Linked DNA regions of Homo sapiens: region 1 is linked to region 2. Evidence: read pairs that join two places in POLR2A ChIA-PET (ENCODE). Cell type or tissue: PC-9. All regions are shown on one strand. Each heading gives the region's core, and the rest is flanking DNA. Links, peaks and the distances in the headings are about the cores only. Region 1 has its middle 34 kb from the start of ZMYND11. Region 2 holds the start of LOC124902362 (a long non-coding RNA gene).

The links. ChIA-PET counts read pairs that join two places held together with the same protein. Peaks named below come from ENCODE experiments on the same cell type or tissue, not always from the same donor. Only the 100,000 strongest peaks of a DNase experiment are listed, where the experiment ranks them.
Region 1: POLR2A ChIA-PET joins it to region 2 with 16 read pairs; 2 of 35 experiments call an interaction of 5 or more read pairs at or near these places.

What each region holds. Positions count from the first base shown.
Region 1 is chr10:94,131-109,381 of GRCh38, reverse strand. No RefSeq gene overlaps it. Among named protein-coding and RNA genes, the nearest start is that of ZMYND11, 34 kb to the left of the region's middle. In PC-9, for the core only: no CTCF peak of the experiment used is centred there; no DNase peak of the experiment used is centred there.
Region 2 is chr10:330,269-345,519 of GRCh38, reverse strand. It overlaps DIP2C (disco interacting protein 2 homolog C), which reads left to right. Exons shown (of 37, transcript NM_014974.3): 27 at 410-521; 28 at 602-711; 29 at 4,191-4,321. It overlaps LOC124902362 (a long non-coding RNA gene), which reads left to right and starts at 4,328. Exons shown (of 2, transcript XR_007062030.1): 1 at 4,328-4,741; 2 at 9,668-10,495. RefSeq lists an enhancer at 1-936. In PC-9, for the core only: no CTCF peak of the experiment used is centred there; no DNase peak of the experiment used is centred there.

The sequences.
Region 1 (15,251 bases), core at 2,865-10,864, 240 kb after region 2:
AGTTATTACAATGTTACAAATTTTACATTTAATCATTCTGTAGTTTAATAATTTGATGGAAATTTAAGAACTTTAGAAGTTTTTCTTGGCTGGGCACAGTGGCTCACACCTGTAATCCTAGCACTTTGGGATGGCGAGGCGGATGGAGTTCATCTGAGGTCAGGAGTTCAAGACCAGCCTGGCCAGCATGGTGAAACCCTGTCTACTAAAGATACAAAAATTAGCCGGGCATGGAGGCGGGTGCTTGTAATCTCAGCTACTCGGGAGGCTGAGGCAGGAGAATGGCTTGAACCCAGGAGGTGGAGGTTGCAGTGAGCCGAAATTGTGCCGTTGCACTCTAGCCTGGGCAACAAGCATGAAACTCCGTTGTTTTTTGTTTTTTGTTTTTTTAAAAAAAGAGTTATTCTTATGCCTAAGCATGATTATACGAAATTCTTAGGGCGGGAGCAGTGGTTCACACCTGTAATCCCAGTACTTTGGGAGGCCAAGGCGGGCAGATCACTTGAGGTCAGGAGTTCAAGACCAGCCTGGCCAACATGGTGAAAACCTATTTCTACTAAAAATACAAAAATTATCCAGGCATGGTGGTGCATGCCTGTAATCCCAGCTACTCGGGAGGCTGAGGCAGGAGAATCACTTGAACCCAGGAAGCGGAGGTTGCAGTGAGCCGAGATCATGCCACTACACTCCAGCCTGGGTAACAGAGTGAGACTGTGTCTCAAAACAAAAAAAAAATAGAAATTTTTCTTCAAAGGAACATACATTCTGTAAGACTTAGTTTGAGATTAAAAGTGCTGTAATCATCATGGTAGTAAAATAATAAATGTGATATATCTTAACATTGCTGACATTTATTATAAATAAAAATATTATAAATAAAAATTACTTATTATAAATAAAAAGTAGTGTGTCCAGCTAATCTCCTATTGTTTAGTTAATAGATGACTTTTAGAATTTATTAGCTCAGCAGTTTGATGAAACATACAATTCTCATTTAATAGTCTACCAATTATATTCAGCTTTCGTCCTATAAAGAGATTATGTCTTACATTGCAAAGAGACATAAAATCATTGAGTTTTGTCATTTCAATATTTCAAATACATTGATGATGGAACAACATTGTCTGAAACACAAATGAGGCAGAGTTGCTATGCTTGAAAGAAAACTTTACAATGTCAAAACTTAGGTTTCGTTCTCATTCCCTTAATTGATGTGTGGTTCAAACGATGTCACCAAGTTAACCTCTCTCTTTCACAAAAATCAACTGAACTGCTCAATCTACATACAGACTTTGTGGCGGGGGGCACGCAGTAGGGAGAAGAAACTTTGAGAGGGAAAGCTTGGAAGGGTTAAGATTGTGAAAGGAAAATTTACTTGTTTTAGCCACTCCTCCCAGAAGGAAGCTTTGACCCCTAGGGAATCACTCCAGGAGCTTTTGCCATCCAAACCCACATTGTAGTCCCCCTGCAAAAAGTAGAGGCAGGTCATGCTGAAAGTAGCACACATGTAGGGTATGAAGCTCACAAAGGAGCTGGCCTATAATGCTCTGTCCACTTAAATAGCAATCTCAGCTGCATCCCAAGATTTTAGAAGTCTTTATCTCATCAGAAAGGGATCAAGAACAACTGCTTCTCTGCCTGGTGTATAGATCTGTGTATTCCATTCCTCCTGAGCTTTGCTTTGTTTCTTTCTTTTTTTTTTCTTCTTCTTCTTCCTTCTTTTGGGGGTGGATGGGTTCCATTGTCTATTGCTTTGCTTTTTTATTTTCCAACAAAGAAAACCCTGAGGATTAAAGAACATAATTTTTCCTTCTAGGCTCCTGGGTCGTTATGTTAAATTACACAATATTCTTCATTTCCCCATTAAGTACATTAATTTCCTAGACATATGCTTTGTCTTCATAATAGTCACAGATGTTAAGTTTCATGTATATGTATACAAAATAAAAAAAACTTAAGAAGCCACATGAAAGGCTTACTATGGGAGGTTAAATTTAATTACTATCACATATATTTACTTATGTAGTATTATTTATTGCTATTGAGGATGAAACTGACCTTTTTCTTCTCTTGTCCAAATTCCTATCTAAGGGGCCTAGGTGTCAGAGGCATTTGAACAAGAGCAATTCCATCTTCAACAGGGGCTGGGTAAAATAAGGCTGAGACCTACTGGGCTACCTTCCCAGGAGGTTAGGTGTTCTTAGTCAAAGGATGAGATAGGAGGTCAGCACAAGATTCAGGTCACAAAGACCTTGCTGATAAAACAGGTTGTGGTAAATAAAGAAGCCAGCCAAAATTCGCCAAAACCAAGACGGCTACAAAAGTGACCTCTGGTTGTCCTCGCTGCTCATCATACACTAATGATAATGCACTGGCATGTTAAAAGACACGTCCACCAGCACCACAACAGTTTACAAATGCCTTGGCAACATCAGGAAGTTACCCTATGTGGTCTAAAAAGGGAAAGAACCCTTAATTCCAGGAATTGCCCACCCCTTTCCTGGAAACCTCATGATGAATTCACGCCTTGTTCAGCACATAATCAAGAAATAACTATAAGTATATTTAGCCATTCAGCCCATGTTGCTGCTCTGTCTATAGAGTAGCCGTTCCTTTATTACTTTGCTTTCTTAATGAAATTGCTTTCACTTTATGGACTCGGCTATAATTCTTTAATCCGTGAGGTCCAAGGACCCTCTCTTGGGTTCTAGATTGGGTCCCCTTTCTGGTAACATAGGGAGTCATGGCTACAAACCATAAAATCTCTTCAGATGGGTTTTATTTAACCCTATATAACATGGCTTACTTTCCAATCTGACCCTGGCATAATTTCACATGACAGATAAAGAAGGAAATCAAAATATTTTACCCCCAAATATGTTTATTTGTAATATTTTGAAATGGCCTGCAAAGCCATTCTTGTGGAGGGAAATTCTACCTGTAAAGAACCTCTAATAATGTAAGTAGATCTTTCGCTGTTCCAGGCCCTCCCAATCCTGAAGAGAAACTGAGAGTCTAGCACCCTTTGGAGGGTCTGAATAAGAAACACTCGCTATCGATTGTCTCTAAGGGTGGCTTTGTCTACATAATAAGAATCCTGATCTCCACAACCCCTTATCTTGACGCAGCCACTCCTTTCTATTGATTCCAAGCCTTTAGATAACAACTCTTTCAACCATTTGCCAATCAGAAAATCTTTGAATCTGCCTATGACCTGTAAGTCCCAACCGTTCAAGTTGTCCCTCCTTTCTACATGGAACCAATGCATACTGCAAATGCATTGATTGATGTCTTATGTCTCCATAAAACATATAAAACCAAGCTATAGCTCAATGACCTTGGGAAAATGTTCTCATTACCACACGAGACGGGGCCTTGAGCCTTGGCCGCTCCTATTTGGCTCAGAATAAACTTCTTTAAATATTTTTATAGAGCTTGACTCCTTTCATCACTACTTTTGAAACTCAGGTAATAGTATCTCATAGTAATGAGAAATAATATCTTCTGATGTAAAATTCTATTTCTGTCCTGTCCTTGTGTATTTAAGGTTAATAATTGTCTCTTCCATATTAATGTATGTATCAATCATTCTTAAACTTTACAAGTGAATATCAGAAGTTTTCTAAGTTATTCTAGGCAAAGTCTGACAAAATAGAGTATCTGAGTATCTATTTATGTGTTCACTAAATATTTTATTTGAAGATTTTGATTGTTTTTGGTAGATGCTGTTACTCGGTGGTGGTTTAATATGTGCCTTTGACATCTGGAGTAGCATGTGGCAGTAGTATTGATGGCAGCGGCAGGAGCCAGGAACAAGAGGGAGCCCTACCCCTTCCAAGTTGGGGCAGGAGCTCCCTGGGTGCTGCTGCAGCCACTCTAGTCACAGCTGTGGACCCAGGTCTCCCCCTCCACAGAGCAGGCAGGAGCCCCGCCCTTCCAGGTGCAGCTGCAGCTGCCCAAGTCGTGGCTGCGGGCCGGACCTCCCTGTGCTCTTGGTGGTAGGAGGGAGGCAGAGGCAGGCAGGAGCCCCGCCCTCCCAGGTGCAGCTGCAGCTGCCCAAGTCGTGACTGTGGGCCGGGCCTCCCTGTGCTCTTGGTGGTAGGAGGGAGGCAGAGGCAGGCAGGAGCCCCGCCCTTCCAGGAGCCCCGCCCTTCCAGGTGCAGCTGCAGCCACCCAAACCGTGGCTGTGGACCCAGGCATGTCTGCACTCTCGGGGACCCAGGAAGGCCCCCCTTCTCCCCTCACAGGCTCCAGAGCGCCTGCTTGCACTGCCTGACTTCTTCCTGCTGTCAGCCCCTGCTCCAATCTTGGAGCAAAGTCGGGGCCAAGCCTGGGTGCTTTCACAGCCCAGCCGGGTGTGCACACACTCAGGGCGGTGCTAACATACCAGCCCCCTGTCGCCTTGGATCCCTCTGGACTTTGGGTGCTGATCAGCATAGGAGGGAAGTCAAGGGGGTGCTGAGGGAAGCTTGGCACTGGCCTGCAGGCACCCCTTGGCACCTACAGCCTGGGCACCAGGAACAGCAGGAAACAAACAGGTTCCAGGGTGGAAGGGCGGGGGGGGGGCGGGGCCTGGTGAGGCCTCACCTTCAGGCCAAGGGGGTCCTAAAGGCTGGTGACTGGGCTGCCAGTCCCGCAGACCAGAGTGGGAACTTGAGGTGCCTTTTCTGGATTTGCCCATGGACCAATTGGCATGCACTTCCTCCCCTCTGAGGCCCATAAAAGCTCCAGGCTCAGCTGGGACTGAGCAGACATTGGGATGACCTGCCAGCAGAGAGAAGCTACGCACTCCAGGGCCACTTCTCTGCTGAGAGCTGGAAAGATGACAGGGTGACTTGCCTGCAGAAAGGAGCTTTTCACTCCAGGGCCTCCTCCTTGCTAGGAGCTGAACACTCGTTGGAACACCCTGGCTGTGGAAAGGAGCTACCCACTGTGGGTCTCCTCTGAGCTGTTCTGTATCATTCAATAAAGCTTCTCTTTGGCTGGCTCACCCTCCACTTGACTGTGTACCTCATTCTGCCTTGTCGCAGGACAAGAACTCAGAACCCATTGAATGGCAGGGCTAAAAGAGCTGTAACACAAACAGGGCTGAAACATGCCCCTTGCTTGCCATGTTGTGGGCAAAGAGAATGAAAGAATAGCCGTGGCCCTTTGGGAAGCCCAGACCTGGGAGTTCCCTGAGTCAGGGCTGTGACTCCCTCTTTAGGTCCCTGTGGTTCTGGCATCTCTAAGCTTCCAGGCATCGCTGTGTTCCCTGGTGCCAGCCGTGGAAGGTGCTTGCAGTGCACCTGGTCCAGCTGCAGCCTTGCAGAGAGCTGGTGTCAGCACCTGGAGCTGCCCATCCCACTGCAGCAGCCGGCATGTCTAACTGCACTGTGGCCAGACCCAGTGCTCGCTCACACACCTCTTGCTGCCCCATGCCTGGCTCACCCCTGGCAGGCATGGGATCCAGGCTGGTAGCATAAGCCAAGCGCAACCTTCCAGGCCAAGTGTGTGGAACGAACCCAGAGTGCCCGATCAAAACTCAGGCAAAGGCACCACCGGCCAGAAAAGTGACACCTCAAGGATCCGGTAACAGTATGTGTATCACGCTTGTACGTGCATAGAAGTGACTTTGTATAATTTTACATTTTTTAGGTCGAATAATGAATGCCAATCAACAGGGTACAGAGGTTTATGATTTCCCTTTTTTTGAACTAAGGTTTAGTTGTCTCTTTTTGGACATTTCCGTTTATATATTGCAGGAAGTAATAACTTCTTGGCGCTTTTTTATTGACAAACAGGTCCTGATCTGGGAACAAGTTTTCTTTTCTGTCACTGCTGACTTATTTTTAGTCATTGGAATACAATTCCATTATATTCATTAACATGAGATTAATCAAATGAAAGATTTTTTAATTGAAAAGAATCAAAATTCATCTTTGTAAATAAGGCTTGAAACCACTAGCTAGACACAGATCTCAGGAATCACACCACAGGGTTAGAATTCTGTACTCTGTGGATGAAAAGAGTCAAACATCTACCACATACATTTAAGATATACATTGGTTTGGTCCAGAACGATGCACGAGTTGAGCGTGGGGCTGGGGGTGAGGGGGTGCTTCCGGTTTATAAGTAGATTTTTAAATTTTGTGGCAGGTAATTGGTCGAAAAAGTTACTATCAATAGAAACGAATGTTACAATAAGAGGTAGTGGAGACCAAAGTTTTTTTTCTGTTCTGTTTTGTTTTGTTTTTTGTTTTTGTTTTTTTTGAGACGGAGTCTCGCTGTGTAGCCCAGGCTGGAGTGCAGTGGCACGATCTCTGTTCACTGCAAGGTCCGCCTCCTGGATTCACGCCATTCTCCTGCCTCAGCCTACCAAGTAGCTGGGACTACAGGCGCCCACTACCGTGCCCAGCGAATTTTTTTAATATTTTTAGTAGAGATGGGGTTTCACCATGTTAGCCAGGATGGTCTCGATCTCCTGACCTCGTGATCCGCCTGCCTCAGCCTCCCAAAGTGCTGGGATTACAGGCATAAGCCACCGAAGTTTTATCATCCAGATTAAGCCTTCAGGTAGCAGGCTTCAGAGAGACTAGGTTGTAAATGTTTCTTATCAGACTTAAGGTCTGTGTTGATGTTAACACTGGAGGGTATAATGAGGCATGTCTGACCCCCACTTCCCTCCACGGCCTGAAGTAATCTTTCAGTTGCATTTTAGAGTGATCTGGCCTAGGAGGAAGTCCATTCAAATAGTTGGGGTGGCAAGGGGAGCTTAAAATTGTGTTTTTGGTTTAAAACTCCCAGAGGCAGAGCTCCGTGTTTAAGAACAAGAAGCTGGGACAAGAGCTTAGCTCTATAGAAATAGCCAAGTCTAAGGCCACAGGTAGCTCTAGATATGAGGAAGTAACAATTCTTCTACAAATGGAGTGCAGGCTTCTTGTGATTTTTTCCATTAAAACAAAACTACATAGATAGCCTTAGGTTTTAAAATACTGCCTTTCTATGTGTAGTGCATAGTTTAGGTGTGTAGTTCTTAGAGACAAAATTTTGCACTGCATTCAGCTTTTATTGCTAGTCAGTTCAAACACCATAGTTCCTCTGAGTTAACTTCTTTCTTTTAGCAATAACAGCAGTCATTTAACATAGTACTATATGCTATCTCGATTCTCAGGATGCTCTGTAAGGTAGACTTTATTATTCCTGTTTTACATGGGAGAAATTAAATTTCAGAATGTCTAAGTGGGTTTTCCAGGATCATATACCCAAATTTATCTGAATCCAAGGCAAGTACTCTTTGCATTTACACTATAAAACTTCATCTCTGTAACCTTACCTTGGTCGGACAAGACAGGGGCTAAATCAAGGAACCCTCTTCCATTCAGATTTGCCTTCAATTTTCATAAAACACATTTTGGTCTCCTAATACACTTAAGCACTGTGAATCATAAAAAGTTAACATTTAATGAGGCACTTGCCTGGCATATAGAGTCTCTCTACTCCTTGCTTCTCCTTTCCCTCCTCTGTTACCGCAGTGGCTTTGTTAAACTGGAATAGAGGAATGAAAAATAAAATTAATTGATAGCAGTACTGGCTAAAGATTGCCAAAGCATAAGACATGAATAAAATTTAGTCAAGGGATATGGAATTTTAATTTATTCTTATTAGTCTATTCAGGCTACCATAACAAAATTTCATAGATGGGGTAGGTTAAACAACAGAAATTTATTTTCTCACAGTTCTGAAGGCTGGAAAGTTCAAGATTAACGTTCTAGCCAGTTTGGTTTTTGGTGAGCACTCGCTTCCTGGCTAGTGGACAGCTGCCTTCTCACGGTGTCCTTGCATGGTGGGAGAAGAGAGAGATAGAGGAAGAGAGTTTTTCGATGCCTCTTATAAGGACACTAATTCTATTGTATCATTGTATCAGGGCCCTATCCTTATGAAGGCCATGTTACAGTCACATAAGAAGTTAGGGCTTCAAGATATGAATTTTGGACAGACACAATTCAGTCAATAGCACTCCTAATTTTTCTATTTATTATACTGTGCTTGTCTGAGAGTAGAGCAGGTATGTCATTGTCATGAAAATCACATAATCCATCCAGAGCTTGAATAGTAAATCACTGGAGAGGAATTTATATACATTTTGTTTACTTTGATTTTAAATAAAGTTTTTTGAGACGCGATCTCACTCTGTCACTGAGGTTGGAGTGCAGTGGCACAGTCATGGCTCACTGCGGACTTGACCTCCCCGTTTAGCCTCCCGAGTAGCTGGGACTACAGGCACATGCCACAACACCAGGCTAATTTTCGTATTTTTTTGTAGATATGAGGTTTCACCATGTTTCCCAGGCTGGTCTCAAACTCCCCTGCTCAAGCAATATTAACACCTTGGCCTCCCAAAGTGCTAGGATAACGGGCATGAACCACTGCACCCGATACAAAAAATTTACATTACATATAAATATGTTTAACTTATTAATAAAATTTATTGTCATTCAAAAAGAAATAATCATTGTTAACTATTTCTTCAAAAGTAATGATTTGGCCAGGCGCGATGGCTCACACCTGTAATCCCAGCACTTTGGGAAGCTGAGGCGGGTGGATCACCTGGGGTCAGGAGTTCGAAACCAGCCTGGCCCACGTGGTGAAACCCCGTCTCTACTAAAATTTCAAAAATTAGCCAGATGTGGTGGTGGGCACCTGTAATCCCAACTGCTCGGCAGGCTCAGGCAGGAGAATCGCTTGAACCTGGGAGGTGGAGGTTGCAGCTAGCTGAGATCACACCACTGCACTCCAGCCTAGGTGACAGAGCGAGACTCCATCTCAAAAAAAAAAAAAAAAAAAAGGTATGCTCTGACTCGAAAGTGCTCAGAATTTACAATTGACATATAAATATTGTAAAACAAAATTCACATTTAAACCAATCCAACCTATATTCAGGCCAGAGAAACACAATTCTACAGGTATCATGGGAAATATGTGCTTTATTCCCTATAAAAACGTATTAGTTATTGTGATGGTTAATATTGAGTGTCACCTTCATTGGATTGAAGGATGCAAGGTATTGTTCTTTAGTGTGTCTGCGAGGGTGTTGCCAAAGGAGATTAACATTTGAGTCAGTGGACTGGAAAACGAGACCTACCCTCAATCAGCTGCCAGCAAGGACTCAATAAAAGCAGGGAGAAGAACATGGAAAGACTAGACTGGTTTAATCTTGTGGCCTACATATTTCTCCCATGCTGGATGCTTCCTGCCCTCGAACATCAAACTCCAACTTCTTCAGCTGTGAGACTCCGACTGGAGTCCTTGCTCCTCAGCTTGCAGATGGCCTACCTGCAAGTGGGACCTCACCTTATGATCGTGTGAGTCAGTACTCCTTGATAAACTTCCCTTTCTATCTACATCTATCCTATTAGTTCTATCCCTCTAGAGAACCCTGACGAATACAGATTTTGGTATCAGGAGTGGTTCTAGAGGAACAGAATATTAAAGATGGAGGTCTTTCATTGGTTTTGGGGTTTCTGGAGTTGGCTGGTTAGTATGATTAGACCCAAAAATGCTAAGGACCCTACTTCTAATAGTATGGAGAACAGCGATAGTCCTTGGCATGAACTGTTTAGAGAGTTATGCGAAATAAATGCGTCTGATACTCCTGATACACTGCTCATGAAAGGCAAGGAGTTTAGTGACACTATACATAATACTTTTGACCATATGTGGAGAACCAAGGAATGTAATGAAGTTGATTGGTTGCTTCTAAGTTCACTGGCCAAAGTAGTGAAAGAAAATGATGAACTCAGGGATTCTAACTCCCAACTTCAGAAGTAGATACTGAGCCTCAAATCTTCTAAGATTGCCCTGAGCAAGAGTCTTATCTCCTGTAGAGAAAGAGCTGAAATTGTGGAAAATCAGACACAAGCTCTTATCATGTGCGTGGCTGACCTGCAATGAAAGGTGCACACACACCCTTGCCAGGTGTCTGCTGTTAAGGTGAGGGTATTGATTGGAAAAGAATGGGAACCTGCAACTTGGAATAGGGACATGCAGGAGGACCCTGATGAAACTAGGAACACTGAGCTGGTGAAATCTGATGAGCCTCTTTTGCCAGAAGAAACAACTTCCCTATCCCCAGTAGTGGCAACATCCCCTCCCCGGCCCACACTGCCATCAGCCTTTCCATCTTTGCATGAGGAGATAAACCCTGTGTGCCTGAGGCAACCACGATGGCCTCCCCTGAGGCAGTTGCCAGGCAAGACAATGTTGATTCTTCTCATTTCCCACCTGCAACACCCTTGTTTGCTTCTAGACCTATCCCTAGACCAAAGTCCTGGTGGGCACCTAGAGGTGAAGCTCAGAGTGTGACCCATGAGGAGGTGCGGTACACTCCAAAAGAACGGCTTGAGTTTTCTAATTTATGCAAAAAGCAGAAATCTGGAGAACAGGCATGGGAATGGATATTAAGAGTGTGGGATAATGGTGGAAGGAACATAGCGTTGGGTCGGGATGAATTTATTAATTTGGGCCCACTAAGCAGGGATTCTGCATTTAATGTTGCCGCTCAGGGAGTTAAAAAAGGCTCTAATCATTTATTTGCTTGGTTAGCTGAAATATGGATTAAAAGATCCACTGTGGGGCCAGGCGCGGTGGCTCACGCCAGTAATCCCAGCCCTTTGGGAGGCTGAGGCAGGCAGATCACAAGGTCAGGAGATCGAGACAATCCTGGCTAACACAGTAAAACCCCATGTCTACTAGAAATACAAAAAATTAGCTGGGCGTGATGGTGGGTACCTGTAGCCCCAGCTACTCGGGAGGCTGAGGCAGGAGAATGGCATGAACCCGGGAGTCAGAGCTTGCAGTGAGCTGAGATCGCACCACTGCTCTCCAGCCTGGGCGGTAGAGTGAGACTCCATCTCAAAAACAAACAAACAAACAAAAACACTGTGAATGAGCTAGAAATGCCTGATCCCCTTCGGTTTAATGTAGAGGAGGGATCCAAAGGCTTAGGGAGATTGGGATGCTGGAGTGGATTAGTCACTTCAGACCTAGTCATCCCAGCCGGGAGGGTCCAGAAGATACACCCTTAACCTATACTTTTTGAAATACATTGTGGCTTCAGAGAGAATAGATGGCAAATGTTTCCTATCAGGCTTAAAGAGTCTGTCCTAACAGTCTTAAGGTCTGTGTTGATGTTAATGGTAATAAGACATGTCCAACTCTCCCTTCCCATCATAGCCTGAACTCGTTTTACAGGTTAACTTTAGGATACCCTTGGCAAAGAGGAAATGCCATTCAGATGGTTGGGGAGCTTAGAATTTTATTTTTTGTTTACAGTAGGTGTTTAAATAAAGAGAATGGATAAAATCACTTAGGAAAGGTATTTAGAAAGAAGACAATACTAACACTAATTCTTAAAATCAAGAGTACATACATACATACATGTGTATCAACCCTCAATGCGCAAAATATATTACCATCTATAAACACTCAGGCATACTCATAAGTTTTCCTTTAGGCCTATTCGTGAGAATCACTGAATTATTTAGTTGCTTCTTAAGTATGCTTTTCTTTCTTTTAAATTAGGGATCTTCAAAGAAATTGGTCTGATATGGTTTGACTCTTGTCCCCACCCAAATCTCATCTGAAATTGTAATCCCCACATGTCAAGGGAGGGACCTAGTGGGCGGTGATTTGATCATGGACGTGGTTCCCCCATGCTGTTCTCATGATAGTGAGTGACTTCTCACGAAATCTGATGGTTTAAAGGTTGTATGATCCCCCTGCCCCCTCATGACACCACGTAGGATGCACCTTGCTTCTCCTTTGCCTTCCACTGTGATTGTAAATTTCCTGAGGCCTACCCAGCCATGCAGAACTGTGAGTCAATTAAAACTCTTTTCTTTCTAAGTGACAGTCTCAGGTAGTTCTTAATAGCAGTGTGAAACAAACTAATACAGAAAATTGGTATTGAGAGAAGTGGGACATTTCTATAAAGATACCTGAAAATGTGGAAGTGACATTGGAACTGGGTAACAGGCAGACATTGGGTAACAGGACATGACATTGGAACTGGATAATTGGATCAGTTTGAAGGCCTCAGAAGAAGACAGGAAGATGTGAAGGTTTGGAATTTCCTAGAGACTTGTTGAATGGCTTTGACCAAAATGCTAGTGATATGGACAATGAACATCTAGGCTGAGGTGGTCTTAGATGAAGATGAGGAACATATTGGGAACTGGTCTAAAGGTCACACTTGCTATGCTTTACCAAAGACAATGGTGGCATTGTGCCCCTCTCCTAGAGATCTGTGAAACTTTGAACTTGAGAGAGATGATTTAGGGTGTTTGGCAGAAGAAATTTCTAAGCAGCAAAGCATTCAAGATGTGACTTGGCTTTTTCTGAAAGCATACAGTCATATGCATTCACACAGAGATGATCTGAAATTGTAACTTATGTTTAAAAGAGAAGCAGAGCATAAAAGTTTGGAAAATTTGCAGCCTGACCATGTGATAGAAAAGAAAAACCCATTTTCTGGGGAGAAATTCAAGCTGGCTGCAGCTTAATTTGCCTAAGTTAAGAGAAGCCAAATATTAATCACCAAGACAATGGGGAAAATGTCTCCAGGGCATGTCAGAGATCTTCACAGCAGCCCCTTCCATCACAGGCCTGGAGGCCTAAGAGGAAAAAATGGTTGTGTGGGCCAGGTCCAGGACCCCACTGCTCTGTGCAGCCTTGAGAATTGGTGCCCTGCATCTCAGCCACTCCAGTTCCAGCTGTGGCTAAAAGGGGCCAAGGTGCAGCTTGGGCCATAGCTTGAGAGGGTGCCAGCCCCAAGCTTTAATGGCTTACACGTGGTGTTGGGCCTGCAGGTGTGTAGAAGGCAAGAACTGAGCTTTAGAAGCATCTGCTTAGATTTCAGAGGATGTATGGAAACAAGTGAATGCCTAGGCAGAAGTCTGCTGCAGGGGTGGAGCCCTCATGGAGAACCTCTACTAAGGCAATGCAGAAATGAAATGTGGTGTTGGAGCCCCCACACAGAGCCCCCACAGGGGCACTGCCTAGTTGAGCTGTGAGAAGAGGGTCACCATCCTCCAGACTGCAGAATGGTAGTTCCATTGACAGCTTGCACCGTGCACCTGGAAAAGCCACAGGCACTCAGCACCAGCCCATGAAAGCAGCTGCAGGGGCTGTGCCCTGCAGAGCCACAGGGGCAGAGCTGCCCAAATCATATGCAAATTTCTAAACCTGGCTTGAGTTTCTTCCCAGAAAATGGATTTTTCTCAAGGCCTTGAGAGCCCACCTTTTGCATCAGCATGCCCTGTATGTGGGACATGGAGTCAAAGGATATTACTTTGGAGCTTTAAGATTTAATGACTGCCCTAGATTTGGCACCATGCTTGTACAGCCTGCAGAAATGTGAGCCAAATAAGCTTCTTTTCCTTATAAATGACCTGGCCTCAGGCATTTTGTTGAGCAACACAAACAGACTAAGACAGTAGAAATCCTTGTCTTGTTCCAGATCTTACAGGACAAGCTGTAAGTATGATGTTAGCAGTTGGCTTCTCATAAATGAACTTTATTGTGTTGAGTTACAGTTCTTTTTCTTCTTCAAAAAAATTGCACTCAGGGGTATCCTTAAAGAGGTACACGCCTTCTATGTCTAATCTGGTGAAAGGTTTTTTTCATCTCTCTCTCTCTCTCTTTGCTTAGAGAATGGAAGATAAGAGTTTTTATCATACAAGGATATTAAATTTTGTCAAATGGTTTTTGGCATCGAATGAGATCATTATATGGTTTTTGTCTTTAAATTCTGTTAATGTGGCATGTCACATTTATTGATTTGCATATGTTGCAAATATCATATTGGCATACCATCCTTGCATTCCAGTGATAAAACCATTTCTTAAAAGAAGACATGCAAATAGCTAACAGCTATATGAAAAAATGCTCAGCATTACTAATCACTAGAGAAATTAAAATTAAAACCACAATGAGATATCATCTCTCACCTGTCAGAATGTCTTTTAAAATGTTTATTAACCAACTTATACATCCTGAACATGTACCCCAGAACTTCAAATAAAATAAAAATTAAAATTAGAAAAGATTTAATGACTGCCCTGTTGGGTTTTGGACTTGTATGGGACCTGTAGCCCCTTTGTTTTAGCCAATTACTCTCATTTGGAATGGGAGCATTTATTCAATGCCTGTACCCCCATTGTATTTTGGAAGTAACTGACTTGCTTTTGATTTTACAGGCTCATAGGCAGAAGGGACTTTCCTTGTCTCAGATGAGACTTTGGACTTGGACTTTTGAGTTAATGTTGGAATGAGTTAAGGCTTTGGGGGACTGTTGGGGAGGCATGATTGTGTTGTGAAACGTGAGAAAGACATGAGATTTTGGAGGGGCCAGGGATAGAGTGATATAGTTTGGCTCTGTGCCTCACCCAAATCTCATCTCAAATTGTAATCCCCATGTGTCAAGGAAGGGACCTGGTGGAAGGTGATTGGATCATGGGAGTGGTTCCCCCATGCTGTTCTCATGATAGTGAGGCAGTTTTCATGAGATCTGATGATTTAAATGTGTGTGGCAAATTCCTCCTCTCTCTCTCCTGTTGCCCTGTAAGACGTGCCTAGCTTCCCTTTCACCTTATGCCATTATTGTAAGTTTCCTGAGGCCTCCCTAGCCATGCAGAGCTGTGACTCAATTAAACCTCTTTTCTTTATAAATGACCCAGTCTCAGGTAGTTCTTTATAGCAGTGTGAAAACTAACTAATACCTAGTCAGAAAATTTCTTTTAAGTAAATCTTCTGTCTAAACAAAAATAGCTTTAAGAAGTTGACAAGATTAATTCAGGACATAGAAGATTCTGGTTAGAATTGGATGTTAGGTTAAAGACAGGGTCCTGGGGTGCTAAAGAACAAAGTAGAAAGAAAGCCCTGGGGACAGGGAAGGAATTTGTGCTTTTATCATACAAAAGGGAACTTCTGAGAATAAACATGTAGTCTCATGACTTTATTATTTTCCTAAAGCCAGAAGCCTTTTATTTTGCTTTTCTTTAACAAGCTACACTCATTATTCAGCTTAAGGTCCTTCACTGAGCAGCCATCCCTTAATACAGAGTTTATATCCCAGTAGATTCAATTTTAAAACAAAGTTCCCTGAGATAGTATCTATATTGTATTTTAGACCAAATAGTGGATCATGTATACTAGGGTTTCCTCTACCCCACTAATATTGTGATTTTACTAAGAAAATCTCTTCATTTTTA
Region 2 (15,251 bases), core at 3,125-11,124:
GGTGTTTGTGGGGTTTCCGGGAGAACTGTGCGCGATGTGCCTGGGTGTGTGTGACGTTTCCGGGAGAACTGTGCGCGATGTGTCTGGGTGTGTGTGTGTGGGGTTTCCAGGAGAACAGATCTAATGGTGTGAGCAGTGAGCTCTTTTCTGCACATGTCACAACGCTGTGGATGCACTGGGCCCAGGAAGTGCAGATGCAGCAGCTTCAGGCCGCATGCCCTGCCCCCGTGCCTCCACAACTAGACTCCTAGCTCTGTCCTACCTTAGCCAGCAGGAGGGCTCGGTAACCTCATCTGCCCGTTAAAGCTACATGGTTTTAGTGTATGTAGTAAGCAGGAGACCCGTGTGAAGTGAGCACGCTTTCATCTGGGTCCACGTTCATGGCTCCATTCTCGCTCTCTGATGCCAGGTGAGTCGCTCTGCCTGTCTGATGACGACACAGCTGATCTGTAAGTTGCTGCGGTCCAGGGAGGCGGCGGCGGCTGTGGACGTCAGGACGTGGCCCCTCATCCTGGACACAGGTTGGTGCTTTAGCTGCAGAAGGTGGTTTGCTCACGGCCTTGCTCAGGCTGGATCTGCTGATAGTCATGTTCCTCTCCAGATGATTTGCCAAAGAAGCGGCCTGCCCAGATCTGCAAACCTTGCAACCCAGACACTCTTGCATATCTCGACTTCAGCGTGTCCACAACTGGGATGCTAGCTGGCGTAAAGGTGAGGGGGGTGGCTGCGGGCGGTGGCCATGGAGGCAACTGCGGAGCGTGCTGGAGGTGGCAGGTCACGTGCTGGCTCTCAGCGCCTCTCGTGTAGTCAGACTGAGATGTGGAAAGAGGTATACATACGTGTTTCATTCACGGTATGACACGTATGACCATTTCCATCCTTAACCAGGCTGACTGATTCTGTCCAAATGCCCCAAGTATGTTTTTATGTGAACACTGTCTCAGCTGACAGTAGAACACTGCGAATGTTTTTCTCTTGCTGGTTCTCAAATCCGAACGCTCTGTGATAAATTTCTGCACACTGCACTTTCTAGCGTTTTAACCTGGGCTCTATTAGAAATCATCATGACCCTCTCAGCTCAGATGCCGCCCTTGCCGAGGTGCCGTGCAAACCCCCCCCCGCCCCGCCCCCGCCCCACCCTTGGGGACTTCGCAGCCTTGTGTGCCGTCTGCCCCCATCTGTGGGTCTGACGGGTGAGCTGGCTTTACCTCGCACAGTTCTCACGCTCTGTCCACCTCTTAGTAGAACTGAGGTGGAATACCAAAGTAGCTACAATATGAAATAAAATAATTTTTCAAAAGCTTTTGAAAAGAAATGTTTTCAGATCAAGATGATTTACTTACTGTGGTCTGAAGTTAGCTGTGACCCTCCCACTGTCATAGCCAGAAGAGAAGCAGCTGCTTCCAGTCATACCGTTTCATGGCCCGCTTATAGTCTCAGCGTCTGACGTAGAGTAGACCATCAGAACGTTCCTGGCTGCTTTTCTTTAAGTGGTGTCAATTCCTGTTTCTCTGCTGAAGTCCCGCAAAGGCCCCGCTGGCTTTGTGACCCACAGCCAGGGTGTTGGGAGCAGCCTCTCTTACACCCCATACACGGTTGTCCATGCCCTCGTCTGTGAATTCCCACTGGATCCTGAGGGCAGGGCTGTGTCTTACTCTTCGGTTCATCTCCAGCGCTTAACACAGTGTCTGATCACAAGCTCTCGGTATTTAGTATTTGCTAAGCTGAAGAACTGAATTCTCCACCTAGAAATAGTGCTTTGCACAGAGCAGCAGTTCAGGGCAGGCTTGCTCTAGTTGCTGATCTGAGTGGGTGGGTAATTTTAGGAGGCAGGGTTTGACTAACTCCTAATCCAGGGAGGCAGGAGTCTGGATGGATGTTGTATAAATTCAGTCTCATTTCTCCTTTAAACAAAAATTTGCCTTAAAAGCAAGCTAAAAAGAATTATTTACATTTTACATTTTATAATAATTCTACGTTCCCCTGTATGAATATAGTAAAACAGTTACGAAACCTTCTCCCAGGCAGAACTTCCAATAGTGATGGAACGTTTTACAGTGGGAGGACTCCCACCTCCAAGTTCTCTCACCTCTTGCTGGAGTGATGAATGAATGATGGGGAGCCAGGCATTTGGATTTCCCCAGTTATTACAAGGCTCTGTGCTGGTCCCTTTACAGTTTAGCTCTGGTGACATTCTACTTCAGATCAACTTGTGACATGTTTTTTTGTTTGAGATGGAGTCTTGCTCTGTTGCCCAGGCTGGAGTGCAGTGGTGCGATCTCAGCTCACTGCAACCTCCGCCCTCTTGGTTCAAGCGATTCTCCTGCCTCAGCCTCCTGAGTAGCTGGGACTACAGGCATGCGCCACCACCCCTAGCTAATTTTTTGTATGTTTAGTAGAGATGGGGTTTCACTGTGTTAGCCAGGATGTTCTCGATCTCCTGACCTTGTGATCTGCCCGCCTCGGCCTCCCAAAGTGCTGGGATCACAGGCGTGAGCCACCTTGCCCAGCCGTGACGTGTTTTAAAACCGCAAAAATCAGACCATTTTGTATGCTGCTTTGACTTCCTTTTTCCTCTGAGGTTTGTTTGGCTAGAAAGCTTCTGTGAGAAAATTGATCTTATTAATATATTTTATTGTATTTCAAAATAATTGACATTACACACAGACTGTAGGGGGACTATTACAGGGATTAGGGAAGAGGAAGATGCGGAAGCTCTTCACTGTCTGGTCATGATGGGATGATTGGATTTTAGCCACCATCTCCATGCAGGATGGTGGAAGATAGTGAAGGGCCCTGGAGTGTAGGAGGACCTGGGCTCTAACTCCTAGCTCTAACTTATGTCACAGGCAGCAAAATCTTTAACTTCTGTGAGCCTTCACTTTCTGATCATTAAGACAGCTGAGCCACCCAGCAGGTCTTGCTGGCCACATGCTGCACAGCAGAGGCTATGTCCAGCCGTGGAGATAGCCGTGAATAAGACAGGGCCTCGACCAGCAGAGGAATGCACCGTGGTGCCTCCCCTACCTGTGGGACGGTGTGTTAGAGAGAGGGTCACACGAGGCCAGGCGCGGTGTCTCGTGCCTGTAATCCCAGCACTTTGGGAGGCCGAGGCGGGTGGATCACGAGGTCAGGAGATCGAGACCATCCTGCCTAACATGGGGAAACCCTGTCTCTACTAAAAATACAAAAAATTAGCCGGGCGTGGTGGCGGGCGCCTGTAACCCCAGCTCCTTGGGAGGCTGAGGCAGGAGAATGGTGTGAACCTGGGAGGCGGAGTTTGCAGTGAGCGGAGATCGCACCACTGCACTCCAGCCTGGGCGACAGGGCAAGACTCCATCTCAAAAAAAAAAAAAGAGAGAGAGTGGGTTACACGAGAACCCCTTCCTCCATGACTTGCTGTTCAAACGCACTATTTCAATAGCTAGAGTTGCTAGGTCCTGGAGGACCAACAGTTCTGAGTGAGGTTTACTCATTGAAAATGAGAACTCCAGTGAAAATATCAGCCACTCACATTCCCCAGACACAACATAGCCCAGCTTGGTGACAGTTGTCGCCAGTCCTAAAAACAGCTTTGGGCCTTTGGGGCCAGGTATCGTGCATTTGTTGTTCTTTTGGGTTTTGTTCTCTAAAATTTATTGAAGAGACAGGGTCTCACTCCGTTGTCCAGGCTGGAGTGCAGTGGTAATCATAGCTCACTGCAGCCGGGAACTCCTGGGCTCAAGTGACCATCCCACCTTGGCCTCCTGAAGTGTTTTGATTACAGGTATGAGCCACTGCACCAGGCCAGCATACATTTCATTTGGCCTTATTGTCTTAAAGATGTCTTTGGGTGTCAGGCCCCACGCATTTAATGCGGCTTTATTGTCTTGTAGGTATCCTTGGGTATGAAGTCCCATGCATTCAGTGCAGCCCCGTATTGTCCCGGGTGTCTGAGGGTGTCAGGCCCGATGCGTTCAACACAGCCTTGCGTTCAGTGCAGCCCCGTATTGTCCCGGGTTTCTGAGGGTGTCAGGTCCGATGCGTTCAAAACAGCCTTGCGTTCAGTGCAGCCCCGTATTGTCCCGGGTGTCTGAGGGTGTCAGGTCCGATGCGTTCAACACAGCCTTGCGTTCCCTGCAGCCCCGTATTGTCCCGGGTGTCTGAGGGTGTCAGGTCCGATGCGTTTAACACAGCCTTGTATTTTGCAGATGTCTCACGCAGCCACCAGTGCCTTCTGCCGTTCCATTAAGCTGCAGTGTGAACTTTACCCCTCTAGAGAAGTGGCCATCTGCCTGGACCCTTACTGTGGACTGGGATTTGTCCTCTGGTGCCTCTGCAGGTAAGATGCCTCTCTATATCTTTACATTAAAAAAAATCATGCACCTTCCTCTCCAGACCTTAGACCCAGCCAGGCAACCTAAGCACTGCCCCCACACCCCCACTCCTGCCAGAGGAGGCCTGGGGCTTACCCGTGTCCCTCTACTTCTCCTGGTGGACTTGGCTCTCGGGGAAAGCAGCACCTGGGGTGACTTTGACTTTCTGCAGCAGGGAAGGAGCATTTTGGAGAGCCGTCTGTTGCGGACCTTTATTTCTGACAATCAGAAGACTCCCAGGCTCCAGGCTTGGTTCTTATGCCTGTAAAACCTGGCGATGGTGCTGGGCCTGGGTTCTCGCTGGGCCAGCAGGCATTGCAGGCTGTCACCTCCCTCAGGCTTCACCCCAGCTGTTACTGCGGGGCTTAGGCTGGGCAAGCCCAGAGGTGAGTCCACGAGGGCTGAGCGTTCCCTGGGGTGCGGCACTCTACCCAGCAGCCGGCTCGGAGCCTGGCTTACAGCAGGTGCTCAGCAAGTATTTATGGGATGAATGAATGACCAGAAAAACTTATGGATGTTTCTTGGCTTTTTTGTCTGATTATACATACATGTTCATTGTAGAAATTATAGAAAATATGAAGAAGAAAATAAAGCCATCAACAATCATAGCACCTGATAAAGAGTGTTACCAATAAATACCCACTATTAGCATTGGGCATATAGTTTTCAGAGTTCATTTTCTAATGGAGCGTTTTCAAGCAAGTAAGCATAGAGCATGTCCAGTAATAAACACCCGTGACCATCATCCAGCTTCACATTTCAGCATTTTAGCAGTTTTGTATTATCCGCCTGCTTTCCCCCCTTTTTTTTTAAATGGGTATTTTAAAGCTAACACAAACATAAAAATAATTTCACTCATAAATCTTCTTTACACATTTTATGAATAAATATATGTTAATATATTTATAAAACTGAGACGCTACAGTATGAAATTGGTTATGATTTTCTCAAAATTTATAGTGGATCTTTTATCTTTTTTTTTTTTTGAGACAGTCTTGCTCTGTCACCCAGGCTGAAGTGCAGTGCCACAATCTCAGCTCACTGCAACCTCTGCCTCCTGGGTTCCAGCGATTCTCATGTCTCAGCCTCCCGAGTAGCTGGGATTAGAGGTGCCTGCCACCACGCCCTGCTAATTTTTGTATTTTTAGTAGAGACAAGGTTTCACCATGTTGGCCAGGCTGGTCTTGAACTCCTGACCTCAAGTGATCTGCCCGCCTCGCCCTCGTGCGCCACCGCACCCAGTCAGATTTTTTTCTCCTGTCAACACTCTTCTGGAACAAATATTTTTAATGTGTGACTAATATTTAATAGTATTAAGTTGTATTAAAATGTAATTCTGTATTTTTGAAAAATACCGATATTCTAATTAGGACAATTCAGCTTTTTGAGAAAGCAGATAAAACTGAATAAATGAAATATTTAATGATTTTTGCCTCAATCCAAAATGCCATAACATTGTGAGTAAATTTTTTTTTCTTGGAAAATCGCTCAGAACATGGCCTCAGGTATATGCGCCAAGCTGAACGGCAGAGGTCTGTTCTGAACAACGGCCCTTGTAGGGTGACCGTATTTCATTTGGCAAAGTATACCAGTAAAACTGAAGCCAGCCGATGGAAGCCTCCTGCCTGCAGGCTTACCAAGCCTGGCTCCCCATGGAAACCAGAGAGAAGATGTTTGTTGCAGGGAAAGTAAGTTCTCCGTGTGAACCCACAATAACAATACACTCTTTAAGGGTTTGTCCAGGTTGCGATGAAATTTGACAAGCATCTTTCCTGCAAAATGTTACTAACTCAGAAGTCACAAGATCACAGTATTCTGTTGATTGCCCTTGCAACAGTCAAAATAAATATAGCCATGAATCTTCCCATTAAAAAAGAAAAAAATCTCTATAGAAACAGATCCCAATGGACTTGCTTTTAAAAAACAAAAAAAGCACTTGGGTCCTAGATCCACAATGACTAATACATAAGTTAAAAATAATAATGACTTCCCTTTCCCATGCAGTTCAGCAGGTCTGGGAAGAGAATCAGGCAGAAGAGGCCCTGGGGGTGTAAATTTGAGGACGCCTCGACCTCAGGCTGTGCTCCTAAGAGTGTAGCAGGGTGGGGAGTGTGTCTTGGTGGGGGCAGCCGCGCAGGGTGCCCAAGCCCACGTCGGAGGAGGGGAGTCCACAGAGGGGTGTCCTGGCGTGGGCTGTGGGAGCCAGGCAGGGTGCATTGTGGGAGCCAGGCAGGGTGCAGGGTGCAGGTGGCGTGGGCTGTGGGAGCCAGGCAGGGTGCAGGGTGCAGGTGGGGTGGGCTGTGGGAGCCAGGCAGGGTGCAGCGTGCAGCGTGCAGGTGGCGTGGGCTGTGGGAGCCAGGCAGGGTGCAGCGTGCAGGTGGCGTGGGCAGTGCCAGCCAGGCAGGGTGCAGCGTGGGGGAGTCAGAGCTTGTTCTAAGAATCGGCAGCAGCCGAGGGAGATCGGCTCCGTGTGGGGAATTAGAAATCAGTGCGGCCAGGCGTTAGTCATGGGGGTACGTTCCAAATGGGCGATTTCATTATGTAAACATGGAGTTTGCTTGCACAGACTTGGCTGGTACAGCCTGACACACCCAGTCCGCAGTCCTGTGCAGCGTGTTAGTGCACTGAATGCTGTGGGCAGCGGTAACGTGATGGTAAGTGGTCGTGTGTCGAGACATATTTAAACACAGAAAAGGTACAGTAAAAAGATGGTATAGAAGGTGGGAAAAAAAAAAAAAAACTGTGTAGGGCATTTCCCATGACTGGAGCTGGCAGGAGTGGAGGTTGCCCAGGTGAGTTGGCGAGTTGGTGAGTAAGCGGCACCTGAACGTGAGGCCAGGACACGACTGCACACTATTGTGGCCTCTGTAAATACCAGACACTTTGGCTACGCCAAGTTTGTCAAAAATATTTTTAGTTCTTCAGTAATAAATTAACCTTCGCTTACTGTAACTTTTTAACCTTAACGTTTTAATTTGTAACATTTTTGACTCATCTATAAAAACACTTAGCTTATAACACAAACACATTATACAACTATACAAAAATAATTTATCTCCTTTATAAGCTGCTTTCTATTAAATTTTAAAAAACATTTGAAGCTTTTGTTAAAAACTAATATATACACGCATACACATCAGCCTAGGCCTCCACAGCACACACACAGCTTCCTAGGCCTCTACAACACACACACACGCACACACACACACGACTGTCTAGGCCTCCACAGCACACACATACACATCAGCCTAGGCCTCCACAACACACACACACAGCTTCCTAGGCCTCTACAACACACGTGCACACACATCAACCTAGGCCTCCACAACACACACACACAGCTGCGTAGGCCTCCACGACACACGTGCACACACACAGCTGCCTAGGCCTTCACAGAACACACACACACATCAGCCTAGTCCTCCACAACACACACACACATCAGCCTAGGCCTCCACAACACACACACAGCTGCCTAGGCCTCCACAACACACACGCGTACACACACCGGCCTACGCCTCCACAACACACGTGCGCACACACACACAGCTGCCTAGGCCTCCACAGAACACACACACACACATCAGCCTAGGCCTCCACAGCACACACACAGCTTCCTAGGCCTCTACAACACACACGCACGCACACACACACAGACTGTCTAGGCCTCCACAGCACACACATACACATCAGCTTAGGCCTCCACAACACACACGCACACACAATCAGCCTAGGCCTCCACAACACACACACACAGCTACGTAGGCCTCCACGACACACACACAGCTGCCTAGGCCTCCACAACACACACGCGCGCACACACCTGCCTAGGCCTCCACAACACACGTGCACACACACACACAGCTGCCTAGGCCTCCACAGAACACACACACACATCAGCCTAGGCCTCCACAACACACACACACCGGCCTAGGCCTCCACCACACACACTTGCACACACAGACAGCTGCCTAGGCCTCCACCACACGCATGCACACATCAGCCTAGGCCTCCACAACACACACACACACACAGCTGCCTAGGCCTCCACAACACACACACGCACACACACACCAGTCTAGGCCTCCACAACACACACACACACACACACACACCAGTCTAGGCCTCCACAACACACACACACACACACACAGCTGCCTAGGCCTCCACAACACACACACACACAGCTGCCTAGGCCTCCACAACACACACACACGCGCACACACCAGTCTAGGCCTCCACAACACACACACACACACACACACACACCTGCCTAGGCCTCCACAACACGCGCACACACACCAGTCTAGGCCTCCACAACACACACACACACAGCTGCCTAGGCCTCCACAGGGCCAGGGTGTTCAGTGTCACTGTTTTCCCCTCCACCTCTTGTCCCACTGGAGGGCCTTCAGGGACAGGACGCAGACGGAGCCATGATCTCCTAGGATAACAATACCTTCTCCTGGAAGACCCTCCTGAAGGACCCACTGAGGCTGTTTTACAATTTACTTTCTTTTTTATAAGTAGGAGGATGCTGTAAAATAACAAAGTACAGTAAATTCATAAACCAGTAACAGTTGTTTGTCATCATGGTTAAAGTATTAAGTTGTGTACATAATTGTATATGCTCATCAAAAACCTAATCCACCGTGCCCAAGTAGGCTTCATCTCTAAGATGCTAGGTATCATATGCAAATAAAAAAATGTGATTCATCGTGTAAACAGAACTGAAGACATGATTGTATGTGCTGTGCTTTTATATGACTGGCAGCACAGGTTTGTTTAGACCAGTTACCACCACCAACACAAGTAACGTGGTGTGCTTCAGCATCTCTAGGCAGTAGAAATTTTTCAGCTTCGTTACAGGCTCATGAGACCACCATTGTACACGGACCCATCCTTGACCAAAGCATCGCTATCCTGGGACCTCAGGGATGCTGATTTTTAAATTTTTTTTTAGAGATGGCGTCTTGCCATGTTGCCCAGGCTGGTTTTGAACTCCTGGGCTCAAGCTATCCTCCCACCTCAGCCTCCCAAAGTGTTGGAATTATAGGCATGAACCACCACACCTAGCCTACAAAAACATTTTTTTTTTAGTTAGCCGGGTGTAGTGGTGTGCGCCTGTGGTCCCAACTACTTGGGAGGCTGAGGTGGAGGATCACTTGAGCCTGGGTGGTTGAGGTTGCAGTAAGCTGAGATCACGCCACTGCACTCAAGCCTGGGTGACAGAGCGAGACCCTGTCTCAAGAATAAAGATTGCAACAGGTTGTAACACTTTGAGTAAAATAGGAAATTTTCCAACTATTCAGATACACAGATGAACAAATGGAAAGCTTGATGAGAAGTGAGGATTTCTATAGTAGCCATCCACGAAATAGTTAAAGGAAAGAGAGTCTTCATGGTGGAAAAGCCTGAACCAGCTGGTCCAGGCAAACCTCAGTGATGGTGAAGCCTGTAGCACACAGCGGGTGGGATGAAGAGAGCCGCATCCGCGATACTCCTGCCGAAGATGCCTGTCCTGGATCTCCCCATGTGGAAGCACCAGCCCCCAAGTTAGGGGACTGATTGGACAATGCACCTGCCTAGAATCTTCCCAAAGCCTGGTGTCGTGAGAGTCACGGAAACATCCAGAAACTCGCTCTGGGCAGCGGGAAGCTGAGAGCCGACCACTTTCTTGCAGTGTGCCTGTGCAAACTGGGTAATTGGGGATGGCTAGAGAAACTTGAACAGGGTCTGAGCTGGGACAGGAGGAATGCGTTGGTTTTCTGATTTTGATGGCTTAGGTGTTTATGGAGGAAAATAGACTTGTTTGTTGGAAATCCCCCCTGAAGTGTCTGGGATTACGCATCAGGTCAGTGATTCACCATTAGATAATCCAAGGAGAGAGAATTATTTTAAACGTACTTGTACATTTTCTATAACTTTGTGATTGTTTGAAAGTTAAGTAACACAAATAATTTGTGTCCTCATCCTAAAGCTTTCTTCTGTCATAGAGGATTGTTTATCTGAGACATATGAGTATAATGGTATTGTTTCAAAATATTTTTTAAGATTACACCTGTTTTTAAAAATTGTGTCAGATAGCCTGTATTCATGTATTGGAAGATTCAATATTATTAAAATGGTAGTTCTCCCCACATTGCTTTATAGGTTCAATGTAATTCCTACCAAAATCTTGGCAGGCTATTTTTTGGGGGTTTTTTGGGGCAGAAATTGATAATATCCTGAAGTAAATATAAAGGACCCACAATAGTGAAAGCAGTTTTAAAATAGGTTAACAAAATTGGAGAATTCAGAACTTCTCATTCCTGATTTCAAAAATATTGCAAAGCTGCAATAACCAGAACAATGTACTGGCATTGAGATAGAGTGATTATATATATGAGAAACAGAATTGAGAGTCCAGAAATAAACCCTTATATTTATGGTCAAATAATTTTTTAATAGAGTTACCCGAGCAATTCAATGAAGAAAAGTTTTTCCAACAACAGATGCTGGGAAATTCGGACATTCACATGAAAAGGAAAAAAGATTAAACCTTGACTCAACGTCATATACCTAAGTTAGTTCAAGTGGATCATAGATCTTAATGTAAGAGCAAAAATTATAAAAATTTTAGAAAACACAGGAGTAAATTTTCATAATCTTGGTTAGGCACAGAGTTCATCAAAGGTATACTACATAAATACTGATAAACTGGACTGGAACAAAATTTAAAACTTTTGTATATCAAAAGACAGAATTAAGTAGAAAGACAAGCCACAGTCTGGGAAAAAATATTTGCAAATTATAAATCTCATGAAGCACTTCTAAGCACCTATGTAATAAATTTTTTCTTTTTTTTTTTTTTTTTTTTTGAGACAGTCTTGCTCTGTCACCCGGGCTGGAGTGCAGTAGCTTGATCTCAGCTTACTGCCACCTCTGCCTCCAAGGTTCAAGTGATTCTCCTGCCTCAGCCTCCCAAGTAGCTGGAAGTACAGGCATGCACCACCACACCTGGCTATTTTTTTTGTATTTTTAGTAGAGACAGTGTTTTGCCATGTTGGCCAGGCTGGTCTTGAACTCCTTACCTCAAGTAATCTGCCCGCTTCAGCCTCCCAAAGTGCTGGGATTACAGGCGTGAGCCACTGCACCCAGCCTATGTAATAAACACTCAAAACTCAGAAACAAGCAACATAAACACGGGCAAGAGATCTGAATAGATATCTCACCAGAAGAAGACATACAAATGGCCAATAAGGACGTGAAAAGATACCTAGCGTTAATTAGGGAAATGCAAATTAAAACCACAGTGAGATACCACTTCACACCCACTAGAATGCTGTCACCGAAAACACAGGAAATAAAGTTGGAGAGCTCGTGTTTTCTGACTTCAAAACTTACACTGCAAAGCAACAGTAACCAAGAAGGTGGAAAAACGAATTCTCATACATTGATAGTGGGAATGTAAAATGGGGAAGCCACTGTTTGGCATGATCTTAATTAAGCAGACTTGCTGCATTGACTCAGCAGCTGCACTCCTAGGAGAAAGGAAAGCGAACATCCACTCAGAGACTTGGTGTAAGTTCCCTGGAACCTCGGTCAACACAAGGAAACAATCCAGGTATCCGCTAGCAGGTGACTGAACAGGTGACGCCTGCCACGTCCACATGGTGGGTGCTTCTGCACAGGATGAGCTCAGAAGCACCTGCTGAGGGAGGGAAGTGTGGCTGTGTGGTAGGCAGTGTCCAGAAAAGGCAAATTTGTAAACAAAGTAGAATGATGACTGGGGCTAGGGCTGGAAATGGGACTGACTGCAGATGGACACGGGATCCCTTTCAGGTGATGGGAATGTTCTAGAGTAGTGACCATTTTACAACTCTTCAATTTTATTAAAAGCCATTCTGTGCTTAAAATGAGTGAAACTTAGGGTATGCAAAGTATACCTAAATAAAGCCGACGGGTGTTTTAAAAAGAATAGGCCGGGTGCGGTGGCTCATGCAGGTAATCCCAGCACTTTGGGAGGCTGAGGTGGGTGGATCACTTGAGGTCAGGAGTTTGAGACCAGCCTGGCCAACATGATGAAACCTCGTCTCTGCTAAAAATACAAAAATTAGCCTGGCGTGGTGGCACACGCCTGTCATCCCAGCTACTCAGGAGCATGAGGCAGGAGAATCACTTGAACCCAGGAGGCAGAGGTTGCATTGAGCCAAGAATGCACCACTGCACTCCAACCTGGGCGACGGAGTGAGACTCTGTCTCAACAATAAAAAATAATAAAGTGCTTCATTGCAGTAACTCAAGTGTGTAGGGAGACCCTGGGCTGGATGGCATGCCTGCTGGCAGACAGGGTATGACCCAGGACCCCCAGGTGAGATGAACCTGTCTTGTTGAATTCCCAAGTTAGGAGAGTTTTCAGTTGTTGGTATATTTTGTCAGGTTAGTAATCTGAAATCATCAAATTGCTAATGTGCGAATGTGTATTACTTACCAAAATGTCTATTTTTATTCTTTTTGAAGTTAAGATCTGAAGAACAGCTCAGGTTCCCAACATTCTCAGAGAATAATGTCTTGAGAATAAGCAACCTGCTCTTAAGTAGGTTTGTCTTGTCCATAGCAGAATTTATTGCCAGTGCCAAAAATCAATTTTGGCTAATACAGCAATTAATCAAAATTTGCTGTATTGAGTGAGGTAAGGGCAATTAGGAAATCATGAGTTGGGTTTTCTATTTGTTTCTGCTGTCAAGATTTGTGTTTTCTTAATGTTGATTTCTTATTTATGGTGATGAGGAGGGAGGTGAAACTATATTTAGTTTTCACAAGTATATTTGAAATTCTCTGGCCAGGAATTCACACTGGGTTCCCAAGCCCGTTGTGTGCTGACAATTCTGACAGAGCAAATCATTAATGCTGATGTGTATTTTTGAGGAAGCCACTTCCAGGGACACTTAGAAATGGTTAAAATGACTTTGGGTGTCCGAGGCAGGAGGATTGCTTGAACCTAGGCGTTCAAGACCAGCTTGGGCAACATAGTGAGACCCCATCTCCACAAAAAAAGTTTTAAGTTAGCCAGTCATGGTGGTATGTGCCTCTAGTCTCTAGTCCCAGTCATGGTGGTACGTGCCTCTAGTCCCAGATACTTGGGAAGTGGGAGGATCACTTGAGCCCATGAGGTCAGGGCTACAGTGAGCTGTGATCACACCACTGCACTCTAGCCTGGGTGACAAAGTAAGACTCTGTCTCAGAAAAAAAGAAAAGAAGTGGTTAATATGGTAAATGTTATGTTACATATGTTTTACCACAGTAAAATTTTTAAAACTAAGATGAAATGGCCAGTTTACAGCAGAGTAAAAATTCGAGGCCTGATATTCACCCCTTATGTGCCTAACCCTGTTCTCAAAGTATTAAACCCTTGGAAAGGTCACTATTTGCTAGAAAGTCGTCCCTCGGTGTCCACGGAGGAGATAGGTTCCGGGACCACTGCAGAAAGCAAAGAGCGAGGATGCTCAAGTCCCTGATATAAAATGGCATCATACGAGCACATCACCTATGCACTTCCTCTCTCATGTTTTAAATAATTTCTGGATTACTTGTAATACCTAACACAATGTAAATGCTGTGTGAATAGTTGTACTATGTTGTTTAGTCACTAATGATAAGAAAATCTACAAGTTAGGTATAGATGCAGATTTTTTCATGAATATCTTTGATTCATGGTTGAAGCCAGGGGTGAGGAACCCACAGACACAGAGGGCTATGTGTCCTTTTGAAAAGAATAAATCAAGCTTTGGAATAAGAATGAGGAAAGAAATGGAAAATTGCCCAAAAACGCCTTTGTCACATTTGCCGAAGAGTAGTTTTTCATACTAAGGGTCCCGTTTGAAATAAATTTTGTTAGCCAACCTAACTTCCTTACATTTCTTTAGTTGGATTCTCTTATAAACAATTATGAAAATTTTTAGATGAGATTGGCTACATTAAAGAACTGGCTTTAGTATTATAGCATAGTAGTTAACAAGGCCTAACTCGTTAATCATAGTGCTGTTTCACTGATAAAATTTTGCGTAGGCCTCTTATGGCAGCTCATGCCTATAATCCTAGCACTTTGGGAGGCTAAGATAGGAGGAGTACTTGAAGCCAGGAGTTTGAGACCAGCCTGGGCAACAATACGAAACCGTATCTACAAAAAAAAAAAAAAAAAAAATTAGCCAGGCATAGTGTTGTGCATCTGTAGTCCCAGCTACTCAGGGACTGAGGTGGGAGGATGGCCTCAGCTTGAAAGGCAGAGGTTATAATGAACCCAGATCACACCACTGCACTCCAGTCTGGGTGACAGAGTGAGACCCTGTCTCAAAAAAAAAAAAAAAAAATTGTGTAGGTTGGGCATGGTGGCTCATGCCTGTAATCCCAACACTTTGGGAGGCCAGGCACATCTTACATGGCCACAGCAGGAACAAGAGAGGATTGCTTGAGCCCCGAAGTTCAAGATGAGCCTAGGCAACATAGACCCTACCACTGAAAAAAAAAAAAAACAAGCATGGTGGTGCACACCTGTGGTCCTACTGACTCAGGAGAGGCAGGAGAATTGCTGGAGCCCAGGAGTTTGAGGTGACAGGTAGCTATGATTACACCACCCTACTCTAGCCTGGGCAACAGAACGTTCCCGTTAATTAAATTGTAAATCTTAGAACGTGATTTATCTAGGATATTTTATTTTAATGTATGGTATCTATTGTGAATTCATAGTAGTAAACAAAATTAAAACCATTAAAAATGTAGTTTTGACAAGTTGTTAAATCCACACTTACCCCATCAATTGATAAAATATGTAATCTATCACTTTTTCATTTCTCTAAATCTGTTCTCTAGTATGAAGGTAAAATTAAAGAATCGTTATTTTTCTCTATTTCTTCT